2 separate regions of the Homo sapiens genome follow, and region 2 is linked to region 1. The links are chromatin loops, found by intact Hi-C in ENCODE. Cell type or tissue: HepG2. All regions are shown on one strand. Each heading gives the region's core, and the rest is flanking DNA. Links, peaks and the distances in the headings are about the cores only.

The links. Peaks named below come from ENCODE experiments on the same cell type or tissue, not always from the same donor. Only the 100,000 strongest peaks of a DNase experiment are listed, where the experiment ranks them.
Region 2: a loop joins it to region 1, with 5 times the contacts of the local background. A loop is called at or near these places in 3 of 110 quality-filtered maps.

The regions. Positions count from the first base shown.
Region 1 is chr2:179,413,876-179,430,786 of GRCh38, reverse strand. No RefSeq gene overlaps it. Among named protein-coding and RNA genes, the nearest start is that of SESTD1, 160 kb to the right of the region's middle. RefSeq lists an enhancer at 1,055-1,555. In HepG2, for the core only: a CTCF peak has its summit at 8,558 (motif pointing left); a DNase peak (open chromatin) is centred at 8,556.
Region 2 is chr2:179,890,461-179,907,371 of GRCh38, reverse strand. No RefSeq gene overlaps it. Among named protein-coding and RNA genes, the nearest start is that of ZNF385B, 37 kb to the right of the region's middle. In HepG2, for the core only: a CTCF peak has its summit at 8,289; a DNase peak (open chromatin) is centred at 8,291.

The sequences.
Region 1 (16,911 bases), core at 4,530-12,529:
AATAGATTTTGATTAAATGATTTTTGCTTTTCTTAATCAGATTATCTTCCAATTTTACCCATGTGTGGGCTTCCAGACCATTCTTATTTGGCGTTGTGTCCATGAGGACTTGGAAAGAAGAACATTTTTATTAATTACTAAACTGATGGAAAAGAATAAACTCTAGGAACTAGTCTGCTAAAATGATTTATATAAACATAAAATTCCTAAAGTGGTACAGAGTAATCTGTCCCACCATTGATGGCAGTACAACAAAAAAAATTAATTAACTCCCACAATTGACACATTCCTATATGGTTGGCTCCAAAAATTACCAGAGGAATTTTTAAGAATATCTTATTGTAAATCAACAATTTATAATTGTATAAGTTTATGGGGTACAAAGTGATTTCATGATTTATAAATCCAATGTGGAATAATTAAATCAAGCTAGTTAACATATTTGTCACCTCAAATAAGTAACATTTTTTATGGTCAGAACATTTAAAATTTACTGTCTTAGCAATTTTGAAATGTTCAGTACTCTTATTATTAACTATATTCACCACACTGTTCAATAGATCTCAAAAAAAAAAAAAGAAAAAAACAGTATTCCTTCTGAGATTTTGCACCCTTTCGCCATCGTCTCCCCATTCCCTCCACCCACCAGCCTCTGTAACCAGCATTCTACTGGGAAATTGGCATGTATTAAATTTATGAAAATCGTGAATTGGTTTTCATGAAATGGCTTTCTGATCACATAGCAGTATTTGGATACCCTAGTCCATTTGCTATATCTTTATGGTGATGAAGGTAGGGAAAGATGATCCCACATATTTAATAAATAATAGTAAATGACGACTGGAGACACTAATGCTAAAAAGTCATAGATGCTTCTGAATCATGATGTCTGTTGAAATCTCGAACAGGTTAAAAATCATCTCTATCTGCTTTGAGTGTGAATTTTGCTTCCATGGGGTGATGTCATCTGGTTTTCTTTCTGAAACCTCATGCCATTATCAGATTCTATAAAGTGAGCCACAGGGGGAACCTCACACAGAGCATGACAACAGCAGGACAGTAACCATATTTTATGAGACAGAGACTCTCTCCCTCCTTTCTCTTTCCTTCTTTTGAATTTTGCTAGCCAAATACAAACCCTTGGCAAAGGGCTTTCTCATTTAGGGACATCCCTGATAACTCTAATATGTTGTGCTCTGGCCATGACTATCTCAGAGAAATGCAGGGTGATTCCCTTTTCTGCATCCCTTAGAACATTTTCTAAAATAAAGCTGGAAACATGCATTGCAGACGGAAATGCAATCCTGTTCACCGAGAACTCCATGCCTGGACTCCCATTACAGAGCCCCCGGGCAAATTAGCCACTGAAGAGAGAAACCAACAGATAATGGAAGGATGCCGTGCACGTGTTTGCATACCGTCACACCCAGAAGTTAAGACCCATCATCTGTGAGTGCCAGGACCTGGAGGGGGAGAGCAGGTTTCCAGCCAACTAATAAAGCCGGTAGATGTAAGCTGCCTGGCATCCCCAAACAGGTGGAGCTGCTGTGGGGGCCTCCGCGAGCAGGGAGGCAGAAGTGGGGGTTGATTTGCTAGTAACTGAGGCAGGAGGCAGTCATCCACAGGTGTCCCAGTCGGTGTTGATTCCACGCAACCTGCTCGCCTACTCTCACTATCTGGAGACGTAGGTAAAATACTGCTCATTAAAAGCAAACACAGGGAGTGGAGCTAAGCTATTAGGCAATGCTGGAACTTGACAATTTAGGATAAGTCAAAATCCTTAGAGACAAGACCAGTTTGGCATTTAGGAAGATCAGGAGTCATTTTCGACGAGCAGGGGGTGCACTGTTTTAGCTGCTAGAGCTTTGACGCTGGTAAGCTTGACTTCCCGGCACAGCTCCCTCCTAAGAGCAGTTCAGTCGATAAAGGGACCCGTCTGGAGCAATTGCAAATGCGCTTGGCTCTAATTTCAATAATCAGTGTGAAACCTTGATCCAGCATGTGTTGAATGCAATGCAGTTTTCTTTTTCTTCTCTAGGAAGCAGATGGGAACTGTTACAACAAAAACAGCCAAAGGAAAAAGAAAGCCTGTTGTTTTGCTGCCCCTGCAAGTAAGTGGGAAGCAGTTTCCTGCTTTCTCCAGAGATGTTTGGAAGAAAATAGGATGTTCTAGGACATAAGTCTGAAAAGGTAAACAAGCCATTTAATTAACTGAACCACTTCAAAGCAAAAAAACAGGGAAAGGGTGGGATTAAGTACAAATCAATACAAACTATAGAAATATGAGATTCTTATCGACATAGTGTTTCCTCCCAAATTTTATACTGGCCTCTGCCCCCTCCCATCACCAACTACTCCAACATAAAGGTGCCTTCTCCCAGGCAGGAGCCATTTTATTGCTTTAAACCGGTGTGTGCAATCCCTTTAGACTTTGGTTTCAGAGGGCCCATGGCAGGTGTGCCTCTGAATCCTGGGACCTAAAACCTTCTTAGTATTATTTGAACTGTGCCTTGCACAGTGGCTTCCATTATTTAGTAAGTTCCTTCTGACTTGATTGTGGGGATCACGAAGATGAACTGCTACCATTTTATTTAGTTATTTTACCTGTTCCCAGGCGATGCAGATAGGCAGTAAAACTAATTAAATCAACACTCTCCATTACCACTCTTGCTATTTCCCCAGAATAAGTTGTCACTCTCTCTAAGAAAAAGAATTTTTTCCCCAAGGCTGTTTTAAAATGATAATACAACCTCTGCTACAAACGCAGGAGGGCTGGCAATAAGATGTGCAAACCTACCTTTCTAAATTTAATTAAACTCATGTAGCAAGGATGTCTTTTGGAGCCATAGTTTTCTATTGGGTTCAGGCATATTTAGGCATATTTGGAGAATTTGCAGGGAGGAATCTCTTTGCAGAGCAGAGCAAATGGCCTTCTCTCACAGTCAGCTGTCCCAAAGAGGAAGGGCCCAAAGGACCCCTGGCAAGTGAGGAAGCAGCTATGGGTTGAGAAGCTTAACCTGATAGCAAAGCCTTGGAGGGGGAGACAGTCCTTAATCTTTTTGGCTCATAGACCCCTTTGAGAACCTGCTGAAAGTATTGGTATTGGACCCTGTCCAATACCACAGAAAACATTTACCTATGCATTTGCAACACTCAATTTCTTATACCACACCAGATGTATTCTCAGATTCCAGCAAACCCATCTGTGGATCACCACTGATGGTTCTGTGGACTCAGGGAAACACTTTCCTTAGAGTTTCTGCTTCTCAAGAATTAACTGGAAATAGCTCAGCATCCCTACCCTGTCTCCAGCCCACTTCCCTGGATGCAGGTCTGGTCCTGGACAGAAAGGAGGCCACTGTTCTCAATTCAGTAGCACTGGCCACCAAGTGACACTGCTTTGGCCTCCTGTGTCTGGATTCATTCCAAGGAGAAAGATTTGGTCTCCCCCACTTCACCTCAGGCACTCGTAGGACAGCCACCAGAAGTGGACATCTATGCCCAGCAGAGAGGTGGGACAGTGCACGTGCCATGGAGGTGCCACACATGTGGAACACTTCTGGGAGAACCCACCAAAGCCTGGGGAGCTGGGGACTCACCCAGGCAAGGGCACCTGCACCAAGCCAACCAAATGTGAGTATAATGGTACAGTGATCTCATTTGTACATTATACCTGATAATTACCTCCTTTACATCATTATTTGGGATTTGGTACTGGACAATGTTAGTCTAAGATACAGGGGCATTTCTGGAGTAAAGTTCTTTCAAAACTTCAGTTTATTACAACTAATTATTTTTTTAGCATTTATTTATTTCATATTGTCATGACGGTTAAACACTGAAAGCATCCCTTGAGGCAGACATCTCCGAACACAACTCTGAGAAGGGTGGTGGAGTAAGTGGCTGTGTTTCCAAGGTGAGAATACTGAAGGGCTAGGCATGTAGATAAGTGTGTTGGAGGGGATGGGAGTGGGAGGCAGTCTTGGATAATACATGCAGATGTTCCCCCTGGTCCAGTGGTAGGAAGCTGCACTGACTTGCTGAATCTTAGGAATATATCTGCACCCAAAAGCAGGCTCAGTACTTGAGAGATTGTTGTCTTTTTGCTTCTATATTCATGTATTTACCTCTTCTAGTCTACTGGCATTTTGTTTCTTTCAATGTATTGAACTACCTTATAAAGGTGTTGGCAAAAAACAGAATTACAACAAAATTATTAGAATCTATGCTTTCCATATAATGGTGGGGGATGTTGCAGGGGTGCTGCTATCAATATCTTAAATAGAACAAATTAATATTCAATGACTAAAATAGAACAAATTTAGACTCTACTTTAGGTCACCTGTAAACTTGAGCAAGTCAGTTAACCCGTCCTGTTCCCTTAGACGCAAAATAGGATTTCAGCTAGATTATCTCTAATGTACATTCTGTTGAAAAATATTATTCATGCCTGTAATCCCAGCACTTTGGAAGGCCAAGGTAGGAGGATCACTTGAGCCTAGAAGTTTTGAAACCAGCCTGGGAAACATAGGAAGACTCTGTCTCTACAGAAAATTTTAAAATCAGCCAGTTGAGCATACCTATAGCCCCAGCTGCTCAGGAGGCTGGGGTGGGAGGATCACTTGAGTCTGGGAGGTCAAGGTTGCTGTGAGTCATGATCCTATCACTGCACTCCAGCCTGAGCAACAGAGTAAGACCTTGTCTCAGAAAAAAATAGTACTGTAGATATAACCATGATCATAATACCTTGATTTTGTATGGATCTTTGATACTCACAGAGCACTTTCTTTACTTTAATGTAGCTTATTTAGTGGTTGAGAACATAGGTTCTGGAGGCAGACTGCCTGTCTGGAACTTCTGGTTCCACCACCTACTGTGTGGCCTACAGCAAAGTATTAACCTCTCTGTGCCTTGGTTTCCTCATCTGTAAGTGACAATAATAATTCCTTCCTCATAGGATTGATATGAGGATTAAATGAATTGTCGCATACAATGAGCTTAGAACAATGCATGGTATATCACAACTGCTCAATAAATATAAATGTTAATTGTATTTATTTAAAAACTTAATATGTGAGTTGGTGCTTTCTTTTAATTTTTCATTTGATTTACCTCTTTTGCTTTTTTCTTATACATCTTTTTTACTCCATTTAATCTCTTGTGAAATAATTTAATATGGTCAACAAATTTGAATTTGTGATGGCCAACTTAAGGGCATCCTTTAGTTGTGTGCTGAGATACTGTTTAAAGCTGATACTCATTGAGATGTCATTTGAAACTATTCTTTTCTCCCACTTGTACCAGTCATATGTCTCCAAGTGTCTTAAGTAGTTTATTTTGCTCATAAATAGAATCCATCCAATAGTTCAACTTATTTATGGAACCCACCGACTCTTCCATGAAGGTAAGATGGCTAAGCACCTATAAAGTGACATTTAAGGGTCACTAAGAAGCTGCCTATTTCAAATAGGTCCCACTAACCACCTCATCCTTCTATCGGCATCAGTGTTTCTTTCTCTTCCTATTTTGTCTGAAACAAACACTGTGACTGCTTTGGTGACTAAGGTATAACTTACTGCTTTGGGGCAATAGGGAAGGTACTGCTTCTAGAAAGTACAAGCACTGTACACACAACATTTACTTTTCAAGGCATTTTAATGTGATTATTCTCATATGCACCTTCCAATGCACCTGAAGGACCAGGTAATCTTATCACAATCTACAGATGAGGAAACAGAGAAGCTGAGAGGTGGCCAAAATTACAAACATACTTATTGACTTGCTGAGCAATTAATAAGTGCTCAGCTTGGTCTTCTTTGGGGGCTTAAAATAGAAGACCTACATTTAGAGGAGTTTACAATTTAACTTTCTTTTTTTCCCTTGGAGGTTAGGAATTGTGTTTAAAATTTCTAGATTTCTAGATTAGCTGTTGCCTTGAAAAACAGAGAGAACCTACGACAGAGAACAAGAAACCAAAAACAGCTGAGTTTCAGAAAGAAAGTGAAATGGAAGAAGATACCAGTACATGATTCAAATGATCGAAACAGCCAACAGTGATGGTCTTTAGTAATGCAGAACTAAGATGAAAAAGCAGCTGAGGAAAAATGGGCCCTGAATGCAGGGTTAGATTCCCGATAATTCACTGAAAATAAGTAAAACCAACAGTGGTCAGTTTGTCCTGGGACCAGCCCTAGATCTCACACAGCCCATGATATTATAAAGACAAGGATCTCTAGATGCTGAATTACACATAGCAACTGGAACTTCCTCATTCTGAGTGGAGGATCAGATGAGGGCGTATTCATCATCAGGAAAACTGCTCCCTGATATTGTCATAAAGTCGTGTGAGATTTTATTTATTTATTTTTTACAGTTTCAGGGCTGCAAAAGCTATGAAGACATTTTAGTTCCACTCTCTTTCAAAAATTAGCAATTTATATTGCACCCTTATTTACCATTTGATTTATTTTCTCTGGCTTTCCTGCCTCATCTCGCTCCAGATCCTCTTGAGCACCTGCTTCACATCACACATTATTTCTCAAGAATATCTTGTTTAGTGCATGTCCTGCCTAGCAGTCATTTCCCCTAATTACTAATGCTGGTAATCAGCACCTGGCCATCACCTGAGACTTCCATCTCCCCATCTGTGTAGTGTAGGTATGCCTAGGCCACCACTGGCTACATTGGGTATGTGATCCAAGTTCATGCTGCTAAACTGGAGCTTGAGAAATGGAGAGAATTAGGGATCCTTCATTGGGCAGTGGTGTCCTGAAAGCATTTCCCACTAGTTGTTGTCTCTAGATCCCTGAAACTGTCCTTCCCAAGACCCAGCCTCTCATCTTTTCTTAGATTCTGTAAGTAGTTCTGTCTTCTCCTACCAATAAATTCCCATTTCCCTTTGTGCTAGCCAGGATCAATTTCTATAGCTTACATCCAAGAATTCATAACTGATACAGTGCTTCAGACACATCAGAGCAAAAAAAAATTGCTTTCCCTGTAACCATTAAGCTTTAATATGTTTAAAAATCCAAGACCTTTTGCTATGTTGAGAGACAATATGTCATATAATGAGTAAGAAGCATGCGCCCTTCCTGGTTTGAATCCAAGTTTCATCCCTCACTGTCAGTTGAGGGCACATAACCTCTCTGGTCCTCAGTTTTTCCCTCTGATAATAATAGTTTCTACCTCATTGAAGTCTTAAAGGTCTAAATGATCTAATAGGATCTTTGTATGTATTTAGTACAGCTAGTACAGAATCTAGGACTTAATAAGCTCTCAATAAGAGCATCCATTATATTTCTTGCTCTCCATATCCAGTAAGTTCATATTAAATCAGGATGAATAGGCTAAGCGTTCAGAATTTGAATAATTTCCTTTCAAGCCACTACACCAACATATTGTGTGATTTCTGTGTTGCCTCCATCTTTTTGCTATAAAATGAAGTAGAACAGATGGATTGTGAGATAATGAGTGTATAAAGCACTATGAAATCCTTAGATAAAAGGGGCCCCTGAGCATCATTATCACATGACAAGAAATCGACTGTTACTTTAGGTCAGGTTTTATATTTTTAATATATTTTAAACGCATTTCTGGGTCAACATGTGAGATGAGGAAAACAAGTGGTGTTTGAACAGAAGCTCATGAACAGTGGTATAATTACTTCCTGACCTGCACTGCCTTACTGTAGTCAACTGACTGCACAAAGAGTTTGAAAAACAAAAATCCTAATTTTTCTGAGGTTTACAATTTTTGGGACCTAGTTCTGATAAATAAGGCCATGCCAAGTCTACTTCTGTGACTTGGATAGGCTCAAGCACTTGTAAGTAAATCATAGAACATTCAGCTATTCATTTTTTAATAAACATCAAGCCAGAATCAGTATCCTTTCTCAATAGAGCTGTTTTTAGAGTATCTCAAAATTCCTTGATACTTCCAAGGACACCAACATCATCTAATTTGTGAATTGCAAAGATTATCTCCCTTTCAGTCATTACGGGGAATATAATAAAAATAACCATAATTATGCCCAATGAATGATAGACAATTCCATGGGTAGCATGGTTTGGAATTGAACCTGGATTTTAGTTGTCTCTGGCACTCATTAGCTATGTGACTTTGACAAATTACTTACATTATTTTTTTTAGTTAAACAAGATAACACATAATTTATAAGCTACTGTGTGAAAAACATCTAACCCAATATCTAGCACATAATACATATTTCTTCTCCTTAGGGCCCTGAGATAAAAGATTCTATAACCTTGGTGCAATCCTAGAGCCCTCAGGTTTTCAGGTTATTCTCTTGAGGGTTAAACTGAGTTTATAAGAACATAGGAGAGTGGTAATTTTCCTATCTGCTCCTGAGATCTCCAACGGAATTAACAGGAACTCCTGAAACTGTTTTCTTTCTCAAATTACCCACATAGGAAGTCTATATAGTAATGAGAAATAATGGGACTGAAAACGGGACCCAGGTAAACTTCTATTCCTAAATCTGCTATCAACATCTGCCGGCCAGGACGCAAGCAAACTCACAGCTTTCTGGTGCCCCCTGGAGGCTACCAACACTGTGCCTCATAATGCAAGGAACTTGTCTCTAAGGGCAAAAAAGGGAAATTCGGTCTCACTCCTACACATGTTAAAGTAAAAAAAAATAAAAAATAAAAAAATATAAAAAAATAGGAAACTTCACTACACTAAGCATTTGAAATATATTGACATTTGTAATTTTTACTACAGTCTATAAGATTGTTAAAATTATCATACCCATTTCTAGATGAAGAAGGCCAAAACCCAGAGAGGTTTACTAAGTTCACAGTGTCCCACAGTTAAATGAGTAATAGAGCTAGAATTCAAACCCAAATAGCCTGATCTAAAGCTAGACATATTAGCCATTATTTTATACCTTTAATATGGACATAGTAACCATTACTTTATAACCTTATACTTTTTACGTAGTCTTTGGATACTTTGGTTTGTATCTAAAGACTAAGTGCTAATACCTTGGAAAGTCACAAAAATATAAGGATTGGCCTATGCTTTTTACCAAAGTGTTAAACGTGTTGAAATTTCTCAGCATATTCCATGTATATAATAAATTAGGTACTAATTTTTGTTTCTTTTATTTCTGGCATATCATGTTCTGTGTATTTTTTCCCATAAAAACTAAGTAAAACAAAACAAAACAAAAAATTTTCTCAAGCTTTTGTCGTCTGATACTAAATTCATTTTTATTTTCTCATATAGAGTAGTTATCTTTATTTCTATGCTCATTAACATTCTATGTCTGAATCCTTTAGAAGAAATAATAACAAATATTGCAGACAAGGTCATAAAAATGATATTCCAGAGAAAGGCAAATCAAAACCACAATGAGACATCACTTCAAATGCGTCAGCATGGCTACTATTAAAAAAAGAGAAAATAACAAGTGTTGGTGAGGATGTGGAGAAATCGGAATCCTTATGCACTGCAGGTGGGATGTAAAGTGACATACCTGCTATGAAAAACAATTTGTCAGTTCCTCAAAAATTAAAAAATAGAAATACCATATGATCTAGCAACTCCACTTCTGGGTATATATATCCAAAAGAATTGAAAACAGGAACACAAACATATATGTATACCCATATGCATAGCAACATTATTCACAATAGCCAAAAGGTGAAAGCAACCCATATCCTTTGATGGGTGAATGGATAAACAAAATGTGGTTTATGTATACAAATGTATACACACATACATACACACACTGAAATATTATTAAGCCTTGCAAATTAAGGAAATTCTAACACATGCTACAACATGCATAAACCCTTAAAGACATTATGCTAAGTGAAATAAGCCAGTCACAAAAAGACAAATACTGTATGATTCTTCAAGTAAGGGTACTTGGAGTACTCAAATTCATACAGAAAGTAGAATGTTAGTTGCCCAGGGTTGGGCACAGAGAAAAATGGAGAATTATTGTATAATGGATACAGAGTTTCAATTGTATAAGATGAAAAATTCTGGAGAGGGATGGTGATGATGGCTGTACAACAATGTCATTGTATTTAATGCCTTTGAACTATACATTTAAAAATAGAATGGTAAATTTTATGTTATATATTTTACCATAATATTTTAAAATAAATTAATTAAGAAGACTGTTTTTTATCTTTTAAGTTCAGGGGTACATGTGCAGGTTTGTTTTATAGGTAAACTTGTATCCTGGGGGTTTGTTGTACAGATTATTTCATCACCCATGTATTTAGCCTACTACCCTTAGTTTTTTTCCTGATCCTCTCCCTCCTCCCACCCTCCACCCGCTGATAGAACCCAGTGTCTGTTGTTCCCCTTTGTGTCTATGTGCCCTCATCATTTAGCTCCCACTTATAAGCAAGAACATGGGTAATTTGGTTTCCTGTTTCTACATTAGTTTGTTAAGGATAATAGCCTCCAGCTTCAGCCATGTCCCTGCAAAGGACATGGTCTTTCTTTTTTATGGCTGCAGAGTATTCCATAGTATATATGTACCACATTTTCTTTACCCAGTCTATCATTGATGGACATTTAAGTTGATTCCATGTCTTTGCTATTGTGAATAGTGCTGCAGTGGGCATATGTGTTCATGTGTCTTTACAACAGAACAAATTATATTCCTTTGGGTATATACCTAGTAATGGGATTGCTGGGTCAAATGGTATTTCTGTCTTTAGGTCTTTGAGGTCATTGCCACACTGTCTTCCACATTGGCTTAACTAATTTACACTCCCACTAACAGTGTATAAGCGTTCCTTTTTCTCCACAACCTCACCAGCACCAGTTATTTTTTGACTTTTTAATAATAGCCACTCTGACCCTTAGATAGTATCTCATTGTGGTTTTGATTTGCATTTCTCTAATGATCAGTGATGTTGAGCTTTTTTTCATTGATTGTTGGCTGCATGTGTGTTTTCTTTTGAAAAGTGTCTGTTCATGTTCTTTGCCTACTTTTTCAGGGAGTTGTTTATTTTTTTCTTGTAAATTTGTTTGAGTTTCTTATAGATGCTGGATATTAGACCCTTGTCTGATATATAGTTTGCAAAAATTGTCTGCTATTCTGCAAGTTGCCTGTTTACTCTGTTGATACCTTCTTTTGCTGTGCAGAAGTTCTTAAGTTTAATTAGATCCCATTTGTCAATTTTTGTTTTGTTGCAATTGCTTTTGGCATCTTCGTCATGAGATCTTTGCCCATGCCTATGTCCTGAATGGTATTTCCTAAGTTATCTTCCAGGGTTTGTATGGTTTTGGGTTTTACATTTAAGTCTTTAATCCATCTTGAGTTAATTTTTGTACATGGTATAAGGAAGGGGTCAAGTTTAAATCTTCTGCATATGGCTAGCCAGTTATCCCAGCACCATTTATTGAACAGGGAATCCTTTCACCGTTGCTTGTTTTTGTCAGGTTTGTTGAAGATCAAATAGTTGCAGCATGTGGTGTTATTTCTGGGTTTTCTATTAACTGTAGTTAATACCACAATGGGCAATAGATCTCTTGAACTTATTCCTCCTACCTAACTGAAATTTTGTGTCCTTTGACAAACAGCTCCCCAGTACCCCTCCCCTCCAGCGTAAAAATGTTCACAATAACATTTTTAGGTAATCACCATTTTACTCTCTGTTTCAATGAGTTAGACTTTTTAATACTCTACATGTAAGTAAGTATTCAGCTTTCTGCATCCAGCTTATTTCAATCAACCTAATATCCTCCTAATTCATCCATGTTGTCACAAATGACAGGATTTTCTTCTTTTTAAAGGCTGAATAGTATTCCATTGTGCATATATACCACATTTTCTTATCCATTCACCTATTAATAAACACTTAGGTTGATACCATATTTTGCCTATTGTGACTAATCCTGCAATAAACATGGGAGTGCAGATATCACTTCAATATACTGATTTCATATTCTTTGAACATATACCCAGCAATGAGATTGTTAGATAATATGGTAGCTCTATTTTTAATTTTTAAAGGAACCTTCATACTATTTTCTGTAACGGCTGTGCTACTTTATATTCCCACCAACAGTATGCAAGTGTTCCCTTTTCTCCACATCCTTACCAATACTTTCTATCTTTTGTCTTTTATGTTTGTTTGTTTTCAAGAGACAAGGTCTCATTCCATGGCCCAGGTTGGAGTACAGTGGCATGATTATGGCTCACTGCAGCCTTGAACTCCTAGGCCCAAGCAATCCTCCTGCCTCAGCCTCCCAAGTAGCTAGGACTACAGGCACATGCCACGATGCCTAGGTAATTCTTTTGTCTTTTTGATAATAACCATTCTAACAGGTATGATGTAATATCTCATTGTTTTAATTTGCATTTCCCTGATGATTAGTAATGTTGAGCATTTTTTTCATATACTTGTTGGTCTTTCATATGTCTTTCTTTGAGAAATTTCTATTCAGGTGCTTAGCCCATTTTTTAATTGGATTTTTCATTTTCTTGCTATTGATCTGTTTGAGTTCCTTATATATTTTGGATATTAACCCCTTAACGGATTTATCGTTTACAAATATTTTTTCCCATTCTGTAAGTTCTCTCTTCACTCTGTTGATTGTTTCCTTTGCTGCACAGAAGATTTTTTGGTTTGATGCAACCCCCAACAGTCTATTTTTGCTTTTGTTATCTGTGCAAACATGTTACATGTTAGGGATCATATCCAAAAAAAATCTGTCTAGACCAAGGTCATGGAGCTTTTCCCCTATGTTTACTTCTAATAGCTTTACAGTTTCAGGTCTTACATTTAAATCCTTAATCTGTTTTGAGCTGATTTTTGCATATGGTGTGAGATAAGGATCTAGTTTCATTCTTCTGCATGTGGATATCTAGTTTTCCTCGGACTGTTTATTGAATAAACTGTTCTTTCCCCATTGTGTGTTCTTGGCATCTTTGTCAAAAATCAATTGACCATAAATGCATGGATTTATTTCTAGGCTCTCTATTCAGTTCCATTAATCTGTGTCTGCTTTTATGTCAGTACCATGCTGTGTTAATTATTATAACTTTAATTATCTATTTTTGTGAAACACAATCTTATGGTTTAAAACCACATGATTTGTTATTTCTTATGATCCTGTGAGTCAAGAATTTGCATGGCTCACCTGGCTTGTTCTGCATGACATGATGTCAGCTACTGAACCTGCATTTATCTGGAATCTGGACTGGGGCTGACATCTGAGATGCTCTTCCACCCCTAGCATTTCTCTCCTTGTAGCCACTAATCATTTATTAGTCCAGCCTATACTTCCTTATAGCATGGTGGCAGGGATCCAAAGGAAAAAAAAGCGGAGGTTGCCAGAACTCTTAAGAACTTGTCTTAGAAGTCCTAGAATATTATTATTTTCAGCACATCTTATTTGTAAGACTCAAGGGGAGAAAAAGTAGACTCAGCTTCTTGATGTGAGGGGCAACATACAAGAGTGGGGGAATTGCCAGCAGCTATATTTGGAGATTTTCTACCACAATAACATTTTTAGGAGATTATTTTATTTAAATTTTTTTTATTATTTTAGATTCAGGGAATACTTGTACAGATTTGTTACATGGGTATATTGTATGATGCTGAGGTTTGAGCTCCTAATGATCCCATTGCCCAAGCAATGAACATGATACCTGATAGATAGTTTTTCAAGCCTTTTCTCCCTCTCTCCTTTCCCCCTTCTGGGATCCCTGGTGTCTATTGTTTTTACCTTTGTGTTCATGTGTACCCAATGTTTAGCTCCCACTTAGAAGTGAAAATATGTAGTATTTAGTCTTCTGTTTCTGCATCAATTTACTCAGAATAACTGCCTCCAGCTGCATCGATGCTGCTGCAAAGTACATGACTTTGTTCTTTTTTATGGCTGCATAGTATTTCATGGTGTCATATGTACCACATTTTCTTTATCCATTTCATCATTGATGGACACCTGGGTTGATTCCATGTCTTTGCTATTATGAATAGTGCTGTGATAAATATGCAAATACATGTGTCTTTTTGGTAGAACAATTTATTATCTTTGGGTATATACCCAGTAATGGGATTGCTGAGTCAAATGGTAATTCTCTTTTTATTTCCTTGAGAAATCTCCAAACTATTTTCCACAGGGGCTGAACTAATTTACATTCCCACCAACAGTGTATAAGTGTTCTCTTTTCTCTGCAACATTGCTAACACCCGTTATCATTATTATTATTTTTTTTTACTTTTTAATATAAGCCATTCTAACTTGTGTGAGGTAGTATCTCATTGTGGCTTTTATTTGTATCTCTCTCATGATTAGTGATGGTCTCTATTTTTTTCATATTTCTTGGCCACTTATATGTCTGCTTTTGAAAAATATCTGTTCATGTCCTTTGCCCACTTTTTAATAGGGTTGTTTGTTTCTTGTTGATTTGTTTAAGTTCCTTATAGATTCTTGATATTAGGCTTTTTTTTTTTTTTTTTTTTGAGACTGAATCTCACTCTGTCACCCAGGCTGGAGTGTAGTGGAGCTATCTTGGCTCACTGCAACCTCCGCCTCCCAGGTTCGAGCAATTCGCCTGCTTTAGCCTCCTGAGCAGCTGGTATTACAGGCGGGCGCCACCACACCTGGCTAATTCTTTTGTATTTTGAGTAGAAATGGGGTTTCACCATGTTGGCCAGGCTGGTCTCAAATTCCTGAACTCAGGTGATCCTCCTGCCTCGGCCTCTCTAAGTGCTGGGATCACAGGCATGAGCCACCATGCCCAGCCTTGGATATTAGACTTTGTGGGGTGCATACTTCGTAAATATTTTTTTTCCGATTCTGTAGGTTGTCTGTCTATGCTATTGATAATTTCATTTGCTGTGCAGAAGCTCTTTAGTTTAATTAGATCCCAATTTTCAATTTTTGTTTTTGTTGCATTTGCTTTTGAGGACTTAGTCAAAAATTTTTTGCCTAGGCCAGTGTCTAGAAGAGTATTTCCTACTTCCTACTTTTTTCTAGAATTTTTACAGTTTTAGGTTTTATATTTAAATCTTTATTCCAGCTCGGGTTAATTTTTTTTTATACAGTGATAGGTAGAGGTCCAGTTTCATTCTTCTGCATACAGTTAGCTGGTTTTCCCACCACCATTTATTGAATAGAATATCCTTTCCCCATTGTTTATTTTTGTCAACTTTGTCAAAGATCAGTTGGTTGTAGGAATGCAGCTTTATTTCAGTGATCTCGACTCTGTTCCATTGTTTTATGTGTCTATTTTTGTGCCAGTGCCATGTTGTTTTGGTTACTGTAGCCTTGTAGTATGATTTGAAGTCAGGTAGAGTGATGTCTCCAGCTTTGTTGTGTTTGTTTAGGATTGCCTTGGCTATTTGGGCTCTTTTGGGGTTCCATATGAATTTTAGAATAGTTTTTTCTAAAAATGACTTTGGTAATATGTTGGGGATAGCACCAAATTCATAAATTGCTTTGGGTAGTATAGACATTTTAAAAATATTGATTATTCTAATCCATAAGCATGGGATTTTTTCTATTTGTTTGTGTTGCCTATGATTTCTTTCAGCAGTGTTTTGTAGTTCTACTTGTAGAAATCTTTCACCTCCTTGATTAGATGTATTCCTAGGTATTTTATTTTTTGTTAATTGGGATTACAATTTTGATTTGGCTGTCAGCTTGAATGTTATTGATGTATAGAAATGCTACTGATTTTTGTATGTTGATTTTTGTAGTCTAAGACTTTACTGAAGTCATTTATCAGGTCTAGGAGTCCTTTGGTGAAATCTTCAGGTTTTCTAGGTATAGAATTATATCATCAGCAAAGAGATAATTTGACTTCCTATTTTCCTATTTGGATGCCTTTCATTTCTTTCTCTTACCTGATTGCTCTGGCTAGGACTTCCAGTACCATATTCAATAGAAGAAGTAAGAGTGGACATCCTTGTCTTGTTCTTAGGTGGAATTCTTCCAAATTGTATTTGTTCAGTATGATGTTGGCTATGGGTTTGTCATAGATGGCTTTTACTATTTTGAGTTATGTTTCATCAATGTTCAGTTTGAGGGTTTTACCATGAAGGGATGTTGGAGTTTACTGAATGTTTTTCTGCGTCTATTGAAATAATCATACAGTTTTTGTTTTTTATTCTGTTTATGTGGTTTATCATATTTATTGATTTGCACATGTTGACCTATCCTTGCATCCCACTAATAAAGCTCACTTGATCGTTTCACCACGATGAATTAACTTTTTGATGTGCGAAGGCTGGATTCAGTTTACTAGTACTTTGTTAAGGATTTTTGCATCTAGGTTTATCAGGGATATTGGACTGAAGTGTTCTTTTTTGTTGTTGTTGTTGCATCTTTGCAAGATTTTGGTATTAGGATGATATTGGTTTCATTGAATGAATTAAAGAGGAGTCTCATCTTTGAGTTTTTGAAATAGTTTAAGTAGGATTGGTGCCAGCTCTTTTTGTACGTCTAGTAAAATTTGGCTATGAATCCATCTTGTCCAGGGCTTTTTGTAGTTGGTAGTTTATTTTAATCAGTGATTCAATTTCATTACTCATTATTGGTCTATTCTGGATTTCTGTTTCTTCCTAGTTCAGTCTTGGGGGATTGTGTATTTCCAAGTATTTATCCATTTCCTCTAGATTTTCTAGTTTGTGTGCATAGAGGTGTTCATAATAGTCTCTGAGGATCTTTTGTATTTCTGTGGGATTGGTGTGATGTCACCTTTGTCATTTCTGATTGTACTTATTTGAATCATCCCTCTTTTTTTCTTTATTAATCTAACTAGTGCTCTATCAATCTTGCTTATCCTTTCGAAAAACCAACTTTCAATTTGTTGGTCCTATTTTTTTTTTTTTTTTTTGGTTCTCAATTTCATTTTGTTCTGCTCTGATTTTTAGTTATTTATTCCGCTAACTTTGAATCTAGTTTGTT
Region 2 (16,911 bases), core at 4,032-12,031, 480 kb before region 1:
CCTGCCAGAGCATAGGGTGTTGGAAGTATCTCGGGCAAAAATCAGTAGAAGGAACTACTGATAGCATCTCCTGGCTCAAACTTATTCCATCTATTCTACTGCCACCTGATGATTTCAAGGCTTCTTGGAAACTTAAAAGAAAAGAAAAGAAAATATGGAAAAGGACATGGCTGCCTATTCTGTAGAGAGATGGGAGGACTCCTTACTCATCTATCCCACTGATAAGCTAATTTAACTGTCCTGTTTGGACGTGGAAGATTTATCCTGGCCAATTTAGCTAAACCTTTCATAATCTGGGGCAGTTTTAGGGGAGGAAAGTTGCATTTAACCTCATAAATACTTCCACTCTGGACCAGAATCAAGGCAGCCTCACTTTTCCAATGGCGCAGGCATCTGGCATCCCAGGTGTAATCCTGAACTGAATTATTTTCAGTTTTGCAGTGCTTGATAAGGTGTCTGAAGTGAGAGCATTTTGCTTCTCAGCTTTGCAGAGAATTGCACACATGGTTTTCACTCTCATTTTCTTTTGATATTTGAAATGATTTTATTACAAACTATAACTTTTTTATGAGTGACTACATCTGAGAAACTAAACGCAGTCTCCCAGTGGACTCAGCCATTTGTTAAACCATCACAGAATCTCCATGCAGAGGTTTTAAGAAGTGAGAGAGGCAATTTATCAACTCTTCATGCATATTCTCCTGACTGCTGAGGAAATTAAACTTGTTCTCACCTACTGAAACCTCAACACATTTTTATTATACAAATCTAATATGTGTTTAATGCTAACCTGCAATCAATTTACCCATTATGGTGAAATCCTAGTCGTACATTTTTTTCTCATTAGAAGTTTTGTTTTAGCGTATTCATTGATCCAGTTTATGAGTCTGTATCCAATGTTTTTGTAAGTTTACAATTTTTTTTTTACATAAAGCTTCTAATCTGGTCATTTTTATATTTTAATTTCCTATCTTAAGATATTAAATTAGATGGAAAACCTCCAAGTTCAGGAACAATGTCATATTAATCTCTGCCTCCAAGGGCCAAAGGAAGTGCCTGGTTCATAGTAAGTATCCCATAAATGTTTATTGAAATGCACATATTAAAATGCATTTGTGCCTTATATACAACACAGAAGCCTAATCCATTCTGCATTTTATCAATTTTTAATAGTTCTAATATGTGCTCTAGTATAAGCCATCTCAGATATCAGCAGGATATTTTAGTTATCTATACATTAAAAAAGAATATCAAAGTTCTCTACATATAAGTGGCTAGTGGATTCATATGAAGGTGTTCTACTTAATTCAGAATTAAACAAATGCAAATTAAAACATCAAGATAATTTTGTCCATCAGCTTGATACAAATGTAAAAGCCTGATAATATTTTGAGCATTTTGATCTGATGAGGGCAATGCCATAAATTGTTGACAGGAATTGAAATAGAAACATAAATTTGGGAGGAAAATGTTCATTCCACTTAAGAGAGCCGTCTAAATGTTGGAAATGAAACCTAGGAAAATAACGATACAAGTCTGTAAATACACATGTACAAACAGCTTTAAACTAAGTAATTTGACACAACAATAAATAATTAAAGCAATTGATAAATCATTTCAATGCCCATCAGTAGAGGCATGAATAAAATCAGTGGTTCATGCAATGGAATATAACACAACCTTTTCAAAAAGCAAGGTAGATCTGCATGGTCTGAAAAGATGATCAGGATATATTGTTAAGTCACAAAATGAATTGTGAAACAATGTGGATATAGAAAAATCCTGTTTTTCATTAGAAAAAAGTGGGTATTGTGTTTGTGTGTGTATGTGTGTGTGTGTACACAAACAGGAAAAGTGGGGAAAGGTAAATATCAAAGTGTTAATAGAGGAAGTCCTAGCTAGAGAAATCAGGCAAGAGTAAGAACTAAAAGATATCCAAATAGTAAAAGAAGTCAAACTCTCTCTCTTCACTAACTATATGATTTTATACCTAGAAAGCCCTAAAGACTCCTCCAAAAGGCTCCTGGAACTGATAAACAACTTCAATAAAGTTTCAGGACACAAAAATCAATGCACAAAAATCAGCATTTCTATACATCAACATTAAAACAGCCAAATCAAGAACACAATCCCATTTACAATAGCTACAAAAAATAAATACCTTGGAATACATATAACTAAAGAGGTGAAAGATTTCTACAAAAAGAACTGCAAAACACTGCTGAAAGATATTATATAGATTACATAAACAAATGGAAAAATATGCCATGCTCATAGATTGAAAGAATCAACATCATTAGAATGGCCAAATTGCCCAAAGTAATCTACAGATTTAAAAATGTTTCTATCAAGCTACCAACACTATTTTTACAAAGCTAGAAAAAGCTATTCTAAAATTCATATGGAGGCAAAAAAAATAAAAGAGCCCAAATATCGAAAGCAATCCTAAGCAAAAGGAACAAAGCTGGAAGAATTACACTACCTGACTTGAAGCTATACTATAAGGCTACAATAACCAAAACAGCATGATACAAAACAGACACATAGGCCAGCAGAACAGAATAGAGAACCCAGAAATAAATCACACACCTGTGGCCACTTGATCACTGATAAAATAAGCAATGGGAAAGGACCCCTTATTTAATAAATGGTTCTGTGAAAGCTGGCTAGCCATAGGTGGAAGAATGAAACTGGACCCCTATATTTCACTAAATATAAAAAGTAACTCAACATGGATTAAAGACTTGTATGTAAGACCTCAAAACTATAAGAATCTTAGAGGAAAACCTAGGAAACATCATTCTGGACATCAGCCTTGGGGAAAAGTTGATGACCAAGTCCTCAAAAGCAATTGCAACAAAAACAAAAATTGACAAATAAAATCTAATTTAACTAAAGAGCTTCTGCACAGAAAAAGAAACTATCAACAGAGTACACAGAATGGGAAAAATATTTGCAAACTATGCATCCATCAGAGGTCTAATTATCCAGAATCTATAAAGAAATTAAACCAATCAACAAGCAAAAGACAAATAACCCCATTCAAAAGTGGGCAAAAGACATGAACAGACACTTCTCAGAAGAGGACATGCAAGTTTCCAACAAACATGGGAAAAAAATGTTCACATCAGTGATCATCAGAGAAATGCAAATTAAACCCACAATGAGATACCATCTCATACCAGTCAGAATGGCTATTACTAAAAATTCAAAAAATAACAGATGCTGGCAAGGCTGCAGAGATAAGGGAATGCTTATACACTGTTGGTGGGAATGTAAATTAGTTCAGCCACTGTGGAAAGCAGTGTGGAGATTTCCCAAAGAACTTAAAACAGAGTATCATTTGATCTGGCAATCCCATTACTGGGTATATATCCAAAATCGTTCTACCAAAAAGATACATGCACTTGCATGTTCATCACAGTACTGTTTATAATAGCAAAGACATGGACTCAACCTAGGTGCCTGTCAACAGTGGATTGGAGGAAGAAAATGTGGTACATATGCACTATGGAATACTATGCAGCCATAAAAAGAATACAATCATGTCATTTTCAGTAACATGGATGCAGCTGGAGGCCATTATCCTAAGCAGATTAACAAAGAAACAGAAAACCAACTACAGTGGGGAAAAAGCCTCAAAGGCATTTCAGAGAACTTTGCAGCAGCCCCTCCCATCACAGACCCAGAGGCTTAGGAGAACAGAATGGTTTTGAGGGTCAGGATCAGAGCCCCACTGCCCTTCACAGCCTCACCTCAGGACACTGCTCCATACATCCCAGTTGCTCCCGCTCCAGCCATGACTCAAAGGGGCCCAGGTGCAGCTCAGTTTGCTACATCAGAAGGGACAAGCCATAAGCCTTGGTGGCTTCCATGTAATGTTAAGCCTTCAGTGCATGGAGTACAAGAGTTGAGTCTTGGGAGCCTCCATCTAGATTTTAGAGGGTGTATGGAAAATCCTGGATGTCCAGGCAGAAACCTGCTGCAGGGGCAGAGCCCTCATAGAGAATCTCTACTAGGGCAATGTGGAGGGGAAATATGGGGTTGGACCACAAGGAATCCCCACTGGGGCACTGCCTAGTGGTGCTGTGAGAAGAGGGCTACTGTCCTCTAGACCCCAGAATGGCAGATCCACTGACAGCTTGCACCCTGCACCTGAAAAGCCATAGACATTCAGTGCCAGTCCTTGAGACCAGCCACAGGGCCTGAAGCCTAAAAAGCCACATGGGTGGAGCTGCCTAAGGCCTTGGGAGCCCACCCCTTGCATCAGTCTGCCCTGGATATGAGACATGGAGTCAAAGAAGATTGTTTTGGAGCTTTAAGATTTAATGACTGCCCTGCTGTGTTTCAGATTTGTGAGGGCCCTGCAGCCCCTTTGTTTTGGCTGATTTCTCCCTTTTGGAATGGCAATGTTTATCCAATGCCTGTATCCCCATTGTATCTTGGAAGTAACTAAATTGTTTTTTATTTTACAGGCTCATAGATAGAAGGGACTTGCCTTGTCTCAGATGAGGCTTGAGATTTTAGACCTTTGAGTTAATGCTGGAATGAATTAAGACGCTGGGGAACTGTTGGGAAGGCATGATTGTGTTTTGAAATATGTGAAGGACTTGAGATTTGGGAGGGGCCATGGGCAAAATGACATGGTTTGGATCTGTGTCCTCACCAAATCTCATGTTGAATTGTAATCCTCAGCGTTGGAGGTGGGGCCTGATGGGAGGTGACTGGATCATGGGGGAAGAGTTCTCATGAATGGTTTAACGCCATCCTCTTTGGTACTGTATAGTGAGTGACTTATCACAAGATCTGGCTGTTTTACCATTGTGGAAGACAGTGTGGCAGTTCCTTAAGGATCTGCAACCAGAAATACCATTTGACCCAACAATCCCATTACTGGGCTTATACCCAAAGGATTATAAAACATTCTACTATAAAGACACATGTACACTCATGTTTATTGCAGCACTATTCACAATAGCAAAGACTTGGAACCAACCCAAATGCCCATCAGTGATAGGCCAGATAAAGAAAATGTGCCACATATACACCATGGAGTACTATGCAGCCATAAAAAAAAAAAAAAAAAAAAAAAAAAAACACCATGGAGTTCATGTCCTTTGCAGGGACATGGATGAAGCTGGAAGCCATAATTCTCAGCAAACTAACACAGGAATGGAAAACCAAACACCATATGTTCTCACTTACAAGTGGGAGTTGAAGAATGAGAACACATGGACACAAGGAAGGAAACATCACACACTGGGGCCTGTCGGGGTGTGGTGGGCAAGGGGAGGGAGAGCATTAGGACAAATAGCTAATGCATGCAGGGCTTAAAAACTAGATGATGGGTTGATAGGTGCAGGAAACCACCATGGCACATGTATACCTATGTAACAAACCTGCACGTTCTACACACGTTTCCCAGAACTTAAAATAAATAATAATAATATACTAGAAAAAAACAACTGATTGTTTTAAAAGTGCATAGCATGTCCCCCACCCTGCACTTGCTCCTGCTCCCACCATGTGAGATACTTATCTCCCCTTTGCCTTCTGCCATGATTGTGAGTTTCCTGAGGACTACCTCCCTAGAAACCAAGCAGATGCCAGCATCATGCTTCCTGTATAGCCTGTGGAACTGTGAGCCCATTAAATCTCTTCTCTTTATAAATTACTAAGTTTCAGATATTTCTTTATAGCAGCATGAGAACAGACTGATACACTGAATTATTATAGATCATACAAACATCGGAGGATTGGTATAGAATAACCTCTTTTAATTTTTATTTTGTTAGAAATATATTTTCCCTTTTCAACCTTTGTGTTAGAGAAATAGAAATAATTTAGAGCATGTGGCTAAATTGGACACAATGATTACTAGAAGATCATTATTTTCTTACGCTTTTTGCCATGGTTTGAATGTGTCCCCCAACATTTGTGTGTTAGAAATTTAATCTCCAGTGTAACAGTGTTGAGTGGTGGGACCTCTAAGAGGTAGTTAGACAGAGCCCTCATGAATGGCTTAATGCTGTTATATTGGGAGTAGATTTCTGATGGAAGGATGAGTTTGGTTTTCTTTCTCACTCTCTCTCATCCTCTCTTGCCTTTCCACCATGGGATGATGCAGCATGAAGACCCTCACCAGATGCTGGCACCATGCTCCTGGACTTTCTAGCCTCCAGAACTGTGAGCCAAATGTATTTCTGTTCATTATAAATTACTAGTCTGTGATATTCTGTTATTGCATCATAAAACAGACTAAGACACGTTTAATATAAATTTCTTGTCACTTATTCTTTAAATCATTTTGAGAAACATTGAGAAGATGCAGGAATCTGGAAGTTATGAAGTCATTAAAAATGGAAGAAGAAAAAATAGGTACGGTCATACACCGCAAAACATTTCAGTCAACAATGGACTGCAGATGAGATGGTGGTCCCATAAGATTATAACGGAACTGAAAAATTTTTATTGCCTGGTGATGTAATAGCCATCAAAACTTCCTAGTGCAACACATTAGTCATGTGTTTATGGTGATCCTCATATAAACAAACCAGCTGTGCTGTGCTGCCAGTTGTACAGAACTATGTACACATACGATTATGTATAGTACATAATACTTGATAATGATAATAAATGGTTGATTTACTTACTATACTATACTTTTTATCATTATTTTACAGTGTTGAACTTCTACTTACAAAAAAAGTTAACGTGTAAAACAACCTCTGGCAGGTTCATCAGGAGGTATTGCAGAAGAAGGCATTGATACAAGGGATAACAGCTTCATGTGGGGTATTGCCCCTGAAAGTCTTCCAGTGGGACAAGGTGAGGTGGAAGACAGTGATATTGATGATTCTGACCCTGTGTTGGCCTAGGGCAATGAATGTGTTTGCAGCTTAGTTTTTAACAAAAAGTTTAAAAATTAAAATAGATAAAAGCTTATAGAATAAGGATATAAACATTGAAATATTTTTATACAGCTGTACAATGTTTTTGTGTTTTAAGCTGTTCTTACAAAAGAGTGAAAAAGTTAAAAACAATTAAAAAGTTTATAAAATAAAAAAGTTACAGTGATATAAGGTCAATTTAATATTAAAGAAAGTTTTAAAAATAAATTTAGTGTAGCCTAAGTGTGCTTTGTTCATAGTCTACAGTAGTGTATAGTAATGTCCTGGGCCTTCACTCAGCACTCACTCACGGACTCACCCAGATCAACTTCCAATTCTGCAAGCTCCATTCTTGGCAAATGCCCTATACAGATGTGCTGTTTGTTTTTATTTTTAATCTTTCATACCATATATTTGTTGTCTCTTTTCTATGTTTAAATACCAAATACTTCTCAGTGTGTCATAATTGCTTACAGTGTTCTGTACAGTAATTATGTGTATAGGTTTGTTGCCTAGGAGCAACAGGCTATACCATAGAGCCTAGGCGTATGGTAGGCTATACCATCTAAGTTTGTGTAAGTACACTCTATGATACTCACACAATGATGACATCACCTAACCATGCATTTCTCCAATTGTATCCCATTGTTAAGGGATGCATGACTCTATTTTAGTGACAGCTGTACAAATCTCAAAGAAAATTGGAGAAGACTAGGGCCAAGATGGAGGGGCTAATAAGTTACAATTTGAGGATGCTTACACTCCTTCATTCATTTAATCAATAATTTTTTATTCAGCATCTACTGTGTCTAATAATGTAGGCACTGTGGCTCAGTGATGGCAAAACAGGCAGGGTCTTGCTGTTAAGTGCCTTGAGCACTGTGGGGGCATCATGATCCACTCGTTCACCACTTCCTGCCAACCACCCTCCTGCTTCACAAGGTCCCTGCTCCTGTGAAGCTAGTGAGAATAGTCACAATACAGTTGATGAGAAAATAACTATATGGTATTTTAGATAGTGGTCAGAATTATAAAGAAAATAAAGCAGAGGCAATGATGGGAGTAACTGAGATGAGTTGGGTTTATGTGGGTACTTTAGACAGAGGGTTCAGGGAAGGGCTTTCTGGGAAGGGACGTTTGCCCTGAGTTCCAAGTGTTGGAAAGATGATAGCCCTGACATTGGAGAAAATATTCTAGGCAGAAGGAAAAATGTAAGAGCTCTGAAATAACTGTGCTCAGGTGCTGTGGACTGAATTGTGTTCTTCCCCAGAATTCACATGTTGAGGCGTTAGAGGCCAACGTGACTGTATTTTGGCAACAGGGCCTACAAAGTTAAAGGAGGTTGTAAGGCTGAGGCCCTGATACAATAGGGTTAGTGTCCTTATAAGAAGTGACACCAGGGTGCGCTCTCTCTCTCTCTCTCTGCCATGTGAGGACACAGCAATTAAGCAGCTATCTGCAAACCAGGAAGAGGCCTCACTGAGAATGGAACCAGTTGGCATTTTAATTTTGAACCATGAGAAAATAAATTACTGTTGTAAACAGAAAGCCACCCAGCCTGTGGTATTCTGTTATGGTAGTCTGACCGCACTAAAACATCAGTTTAGAATATATTTAAATCAGAGCTTACAGGACTTCCTCACAAATTAAATGTGCAGAGTAGGGGAAAAAAGGTCAAACATAACTTTGAGGGTTTTTTGTTTTTTGTTTTGTTTTGTTTTGTTTTGTTTTTTGCCTGAGTTACTGGGAAGATGTTGATGCATTATTAAGATGGGGGATACCAGGGTGGGGAGAGAGAATATGTGAAGTGGGAGGAAGCAGGATCAGGAGTCTCATTGCTCATTCATTAATGTTAAGATTTCTGCCTGCTACTCATTGCCATGCCATTGGACATATGAGTTAGGGCTCAGGGATGAGAATGGAAAGTTGGGAACCATCAGCATTCCCACCAGGTCTAAAGCTGTGGAACTGGGAGAGATTACCTAGTGACATGTGTCGACAGGGAGTCAGTGGCATTCCAGCATTCTGAGAGAAACCAAAGGAGTAGCCAGTGAAATTAGAAGCTTGTGAGGCAGGGACAGCACAAAAATCAAGAATGGTCCAATTGATGCTAATGTTCTAAGAGGCTGAGTGAGATGAGGAAAGAGATTGAGGACTGGATTTGGCCTATAGAGGTCACAGGGCAACTGGATAACAAAAGTTTCACCGGAATAAGGGAAGCAAAATGTCTGTTTGGAAAGAGTGAAAATGGAAGGTGAAAAAGTGGAGACAGGTTTTATGCAGAACTTTGTTCCAATAGGGAGCAGAAAAATGAAGCCGTAGACAAAAAGAGTGCAGGATCAAGAGACAAATTTAAAAAATATTTTTATGATGGAGAGTTTAAAACATGTACAAAAATAGACCTACTAGTACAGAACCCCCAAGAGTTTTTTTTGTTTTTGTTTTTGTTTTGAGATGGAGTCTCTCTGTCACTCAGGCTGGAGTGCAATTGTGCGGTCTCTGCTGACTGCAACCTCCGTCTCCCGAGTTCAAGTGATTCTCCTGCCTCAGCCCCTCGAGTAGGTGGGATTACAGGCGTGCGCCACCATGCCCAGCTAATTTTTGTAGTTTTAGTAGAGACGAGTTTCACCATGTTGGCCAGGGTGGTCTCGAACTCCTGACCTCAGATAATCTGCCCACCTCGGCCTCCCAAAGTGCTGGGATTACAGGTGTGGGCCACTGTGCCAACCAATAGTTTTAAGAGTTAACATTCTTGTTAATCCGTACTGGTATGCACTTAGCTACTTCCACATTTTTGGGGGGTAGGGGAGGTATATGATGTCTCACTATGTTGCCAAGGCTAGACTCACACTCCTGGGCTCAAGCAATTCTCCCACCTCAGCCTCCTGAGTAGCTAGAATCAAAGACACACACCACTGCACCTGGCTGTATTTCTATATTATTTTGAAGCAAATCCTAAATATCACTAATTTTTCTAGAAACATTTGAAGACTGTATCTCTAAAAGATGAGGACTTTTTGCAATAAATATAATCATAATACCCTTATGACACCTCAAAACAACTAATAATTCCTTAATATCAAATGTCCAAGAAAGGGTTCAAAGTTCAAATTGGCTCATAAATTTTATAATTCTGTAGGATTTGTTTGAATTTTCAAACAAGATTCTACCATTGAAATCCCTTTTGGCTTTCATTGCTGTGTCTTCCTTAATTTTGTTAGTCTATAAATTCTCTCTATCTTTTCCCCCCTTGCAATTTATTTTTGAAGAGACTAGGTTGTTTATTGGTAGTCTAGGTATACCTATAGTCTAGGTATTTGTCTTAGCCTGTTTCTGTTGCTATAACAGAATATCTGAGACTGGGTAACTTATTAAAAACGGAAATTTATTTCTCACAATTCTGGAGGCTGAGAAGTCCAAGATCAAGGTACTGGTAGGTTAGATGTCTGGTTCCATCATGACGCCTTCTGTATTCTCTGGAGAGGAGGAATGCTATGTCCTCACATGGCAGAAAAGCAGCAAGAAGAGAACCTGTGTCCCTCAGAATTCGTGTTTCAAACACTTAATACCCAATGCAGCATTAATTCACTTCCCAACACTTATGCATTGGGTATTTTTTAAAACATGAATTCTGGGGAACACAGTCAGACTATAGCAGAATTTCTTATTAAACTTCTGTGGTTTTGTTTAATATGTTCCTCTTCTTTTGTATTTCCCCAGCATAAACAGTTGGATGAAATAGTTGGATCAGATTCAGGTTTAATTTTTTTTTGTGGGGACGAGATTGTTTCATGGGTGGTGATATGTTTATCCATCAAGAAGAACGTAATGTCTGGTTGCTGCTCTTTCTGTGATGTTAGCAGCCACTGACGCTCGATGCTCCAATATATTCATCAACTAAATATTTCAAAATGGTGACATTCTAATTCTATCCTTCCTTCATCATTTATTAATTTGAATACTTCCTTCATCATTTATTTGCTTAGAGTTTGTTTAAGAAAGGCAGAATAAACATTGAATTCTTTCTCTTTAACAGTTTTGTGGTAGTAAATAAGTTATGTAGTATCCTCTAACAATTAGCAATTTTTAAAATATCGAACTCATGAATTTAAATATATTTAATGTGTTTCAATGTGTTGAAGTTATTATTCTTATTGACACTGAAATCATTCCTGTTTGTGTGCAGGAAAGCTTCTTCAATTTACCATCCTTTGACATGCCCTCATAGTTTATTACAGCTTTCTTGCTATCTGGTATAACAAGCTGTTCTTGGCTCACCTTGTAGAATTATTATCTTACATCTGAAATCATCTATTTCTCCAAGGAGAAGAATCTTTATTTTAAATGAGAGAGGTGGAAGCATATTTGTATATTGATGGAAATAATTCAATTGAGAGGAGAGAATTGCAGGAGCAAATTCCTTGAGTAACGGAGAGAGAATAGGGTAAATGGAACTCGTGGCCTTAGGTTGGAACAGAGACAGCTCATTACTGTAATAGTGCATTGGGCAGAGCAAAATGCTATAGAAATATAAGAGCCATATGGATGATTAGGCAATAAAACTTTGTCTATAATTCTGTGTTAAATCATCACATTTCCCACTTACAAATTCTCTTTTGTTTTTCTATAAATTCCACAATCAAGAAATCACAAAATGTATGAATATCAATGCACTAAATTTTCTAGTTTGTCCATAGATTGTCAAGAATTATTTAAAACTCAAAAGAAAAATACTTAAACATTAAGACTAAAAATTGTTTATATCTAATTATTTTTCTTTTAATGTGCAAACTGGATATTTATTCTTGATATATTTGAAAAACTGAAAAATACTGACATCATGATTTATTTGCTTTTGCTAGTTTGAATCATGACCATAGAAGGATCTTGCTTTAAGCCACAAAGTTCCCAACTAATGAATGTCCTTGACATACAAATGGCAACCCCACCTTGTCAGACTTGACTAAAGAGTTCTCCCCTCTTCTTTTTCTTTATAATCATCCCTCTCTTTGCAGAGCCTATAGCATTTCCCCTTTTCATCATTTCCTTCTCTCATCCATAATGTCCATTCCACTACATTATTAATGCTGTTAAATATTGCCTAGATATAAAAAGTGTGAACTCTCTTCTCTCATCCTTAGGCCTGTTGTAGATGTACTAAGTGAGATTGTTACTCTCGCTCTTCTCCCCACCAGAGTCCTTGTTCCCTACATTTTTGTCCAGCTGGATGGGAAGGCAATTTTGAAGAGACAGGATGGCTTTAAGTAATATCAAAGCCTGAAATACATTCTTTAGTGCATTTCAAGCAGGGGACTGAAAAAGAGGCTTTTAGGGCAAGACCCTGATGATGGAACTGGATAGGAAAGAAAGAGAAATATAGGGAGTAGAAGAGTGCTGCTGGCAAAATTTGCAGTATTGAAATATTGCTTATTACCAACCAGCAAAGATTGCAAGAGGAAACTATTCTCCTTTCTCTTCTTTCTTCCTTTAACATCGAAGGCACTCTGGTCCCAGGATCCTGAAATTGATCTACTTATTAATGGTACTAATATATTGCAGGTCACCAGCATTAGAGTTTAAAAGAATCAGTTTGGAAAACTTGACTAAAACGATTTTGATGGAAACATTTCATTCCAATTTTTCAGTAATCAATTTTCAACTCATCTTTGGAACTCAGCATAATCATAAATTGTAAATACATACATGAGCTGTATGCCAAATTGAATTTTCAAGCTACAAATTAATATCTAATCACTCAGTTTGCAGAAGTATTGACACTGATATTCCTTTAAAACAAGAACTTTGGTATTTGTTTCCAGACCATTAACTACTTGATAGAGGATCTAGGGGTGGGTTAAGCAGTCTAATGCACAAAAGTTGAAAATTGTTAGACAAAGATGAGTGAACAATAAATGTTAAATTATAAGGAGATATGAAAATAGAATTGATTTATTGATCTATATATCTTAGAAACAAATCTATTTGTGAAAATGAAGTAGAGCATTAATTGCTCACCAGGCACATAGTATAATTTTGTTGTTTTTGTTACAGAGAGTAACCAAGTATTTTCCTCTTACAACGTGAAATACTCACCAATATTTTCTTATCCCACTGTACAGATTTGCATATTATTTCATACACTTAATTGAAATGTTTATATATATATATGCATGCTAGTTATGGGAGAAGTTTAGTGTCACTCTATCACATATATCCCAGAGGGTTATTAAAATTTAATGAGCATCGGTTGGTGATAAATCCTAGAGTGATGATTTAAAACAAGATGGCAAAGTAAGGCAGTTAAGCAGGTACTTCGGGAAAATGCAGAGTTGTTTCGCTTGATGCTTCTACGTATTTTTTTAAATTTCCTCTTAGATGTAATCTAATATTTATACCACTGAGTGATTTGAGTGAGATAGAATGATTGGCATTCTGGGAAAAGTCACGGGGCAAAGTTTTTGAGCATAGACCACTCTGTTTAGTGAAGGTAACTTCTATACCGGTTTGTAGGATTGAAAGAGGAAGAAACTGGAGTGTTGGAGATGAAATAGAAGACTCTTGCATTTGCCTAATGAGCAAGAGATGAGGCTCAGAATTAGTGTAGGAGCAATGGAAATGGAAAGAGGGGGTGGTTTCTAGATTTTTACGGGGGTAGGATTGTGATAGCCTAGTGACAGACAGAGGAACACAGGATGGGGGGTGATGCAGAAGCCTCCCACATTTATGCAGAGAAAGAGAAAGGAGAGTTAGAGAAAGGTATTGGGAAGGAGAAAGTTTGAAGAAAGCCGCACAATGTTTCAGAAGTCAAAGGAGGAGAGAGCTTCAAGAAGAGGTCAACAGAAACAAATGATTCAGATAAATACTGTTAGAGGAGGACGAAGAAGACACATGGATTTAACAAGTAGAAAGTTGATGTTAGTTTTTAATAATGGGATGAGACTGGAAGCCAGCTTGTAGCAGGTTGAGGAGTAAAAGAAGTGTTAGCTTGGAGGAAACAAGAGTAAAGAATGATTTTTGAGAAGTGGTGATGAAGTGTAAATGAGAGTAGGTTATAACTCTTTAGGAAGAATAAGGTTGGGAAGATAGTTTTATTAGGATAATGGAAGTGGATTCTAAAAATACAATGAAGAGGTGGGGTAGTAGTCTCTTACATTGGTGACCCCCAATGAACTATATCTCCTGGGATTCATTCCCTGTGTATTCCACTCCCCTTGAATTTGGGATGGCCCTGTGACCAACAGAATGTGATGCTCTTAGACAGTCTTCCAAGCCAAGGTATTAAGAAGACCTGGCAGCTTCTGCTTCTTCTGCTCTTGTATTTTGGAAGAAGGCAGCTGCCATAGAAGAAGTCTGACTACCTGACACCACCCTGCTGTGGGGAAAACCTATGCTATCCATGTGGAACCACCATATGGAGAGAGAGAAAGATGTCCAGCCATCCCCCAGTTGTTCAAGGCACCCCAACTCAGGCACCAGACACAAGTGAAGAAGCCATTTTGGATTTTCCAGCTACAGACGATGCCACTTGATCACAGAGGAGCCCCCACTCTGCCTAAATTGCAGACTTGAGCAAATAAATATTGTTTTAAGCACTGATGGTTTGGGGTGATTGATATGCAGCAATATGTGACTGTAACAAGTGACTTTTTAAAATATGGATGGAGAGGTGTGGAGGGATAGAATAAAGCCCCAAAGAAGGTGAGTGGGCATAGGGTCTGGTGGAAGAACTGGTCATCTTGGAAGCGAGTAAGGACACTGGTTTTCTGAAGCATAAATAATTGAGGGTAGGGAAGGTAAAATGAAATTAAAATTAGATATGGATGGGAGGAAATTGGACCCATCCAAGTTAGACAGTGAGATATTATGTTGAGAATGAAGGCTGCACAAAGAAGCTGAGAGCTGCAGAGGAGAAAAAAGATTGTGAGTGGAATAGAGATTCATTCTGAGATGAGTAAATGGATGGATGGCAGAGGCTGTTAGAGCCCCAGTGAGTGTGATAGTCATGAATTTGTGATCAGGCCAATCAACAAGGCTTGGTGATTATTTGTGCCCATCCTTACTGAGATTGGCTTCCTTCAGTGATTTAAACTATTTAGTTAGGTTACCAGCCATTCCACTTGGTTTAGGGGATTTGGATGCCAGTTATATTAACAAATAGGAAAAATATATAGCCCAACTGAAACTTTTGAGTATTTCAGGTTTTTCAGAGACTCTTCCCAGTTTTGTATTTTAAAAAGCATGGCCCTGTTTCTTGCCCATTTGCAATACTAAAAATGATTTTCATTAGCAATTGCTGAATCATATACCTGAGATTACAGACAATGCTATTTATACTAAAGAAATTGAGTGCACATCTATTTTAGCTTCCTGCCCTATTTTCATACTTTTATCCATTTGGATTTTTGTCCCATATGTTGTCCTTAGCACCGTCTTAAGCTGCTGTCTAGTTATAGCTCAAAAAAACTTCCGTTCCAAATGGGGCTTTATTTCAGTGGGATGGTAGGGGGTGGCGGTGTACTTTCTTTCAATCTATTACTTAACGGACAGATATTGTGAAGATTAATTAGTCAATTATTAAAAGTTCTCTGTGGTAGCAAAACAAGAGTTAGTTTTTATACCCAAGAATTGTAGAGCAACTGGTTTTTTTAGCTCCTTATATGAAAAATAAATTCCTGGAGGGCTTTGGAATGTGGAAATCCAAGGCTGAAGTTATCCAATGACTTTGAGACACTAATAGGAGTTCATGATATCCCCATATCACTACTGAATAAAATCCAGTAGCTTCTACCTGATCCATTGCCTCATCTTGACCTCCAGAGGCTCCCTGCTCCTTTACCTCTTACTTTTCTGAGCCTCAAATTCATGATTAGTTTGATGGCTGGCTTTGAATACTGGGTCCTACTTATTTTTGTGCCAGGACCTAACTGTGTTGGTTCTCTCAGATCTGGCTGCTCAGTCTGACTTTATGATAGACGGCAATCAATGGATCTGAAGTTTCACCCTTTGATACACCTCTCACCAACTAGGGTGTGGCCCCACAATAAGGAAAGAACTTGCTAAGATGCAATATCCATTGACCTGTGCCATGCAATGCCTAGTTCTGTTGCTAAACACAGGGAGTACTCAGTGACATTCAGGTAAGTTTAGCAGCTACTAATTAGGTTTGTTCACCAGAAAGTCCCAACAGGCCATTTAAATGTGACAAGGCAACACAGGTTGTCACGTTAGGGTTGATGAGTAATGTTCCAATTGCATTCAGTGAGGAAATCTAGGTTAGAATTCATTACTGGTTCTTTCATTCATTAGCTAGTAACTGATTTAGGACTTCTTTAGGTTCATACCTATTTGCTGGAAGTTAATATACATTAAGACAAGCATAGAGTCACTATCAACTTAAAGAAATGACAGCCTAAAGGAAATTGAAGTTATATATCATGTTATTTGCTATGGATAAATAAGCTAAGCATTTCAATGGAAACAAAAGCACATTTTTTGCAATCCCAGTCAAACTACATGTTAAATACATTAGGAAGGAGAAAATAGAATCAAACAGATCTATGGCTTGGAAACTGGATTGGCATCAACATAGCTGGAAAATTCAGGCCAAGTTTGAGATGTGCTAAAAAACAAATTTCCTAAAGGGCTGGGAGACTTTGGCATGCAGTGTTAAGCAGTTAAATTCTAGAGCTGTTTCATTTGTGCCAGGTACTTACCATCAGGGACATCAAACTTGCATAACTACACTGCAGTTTTACTACTGAAAATAAACTTTTCTTGGCCTGAAAATGTGTAGAAGGTAAATAGCAAGAAGATGTCAAAACTGCTGTGCAAAAAGCTTAAGGGAAACATTCATAGGATGAAGCTTGAACATAAAGAACTCCTCAAAGACATCTGGCAAAACAATTTTCCTGTAAGAGGTAGCCATTACCTGGTTTGAAACAACAAACCAAGCAAACTTACTTCATGTGAGGCCTTCCAAAACGATAACTAGCAACAAGGATGCCCCAGAGATGGTCATCAG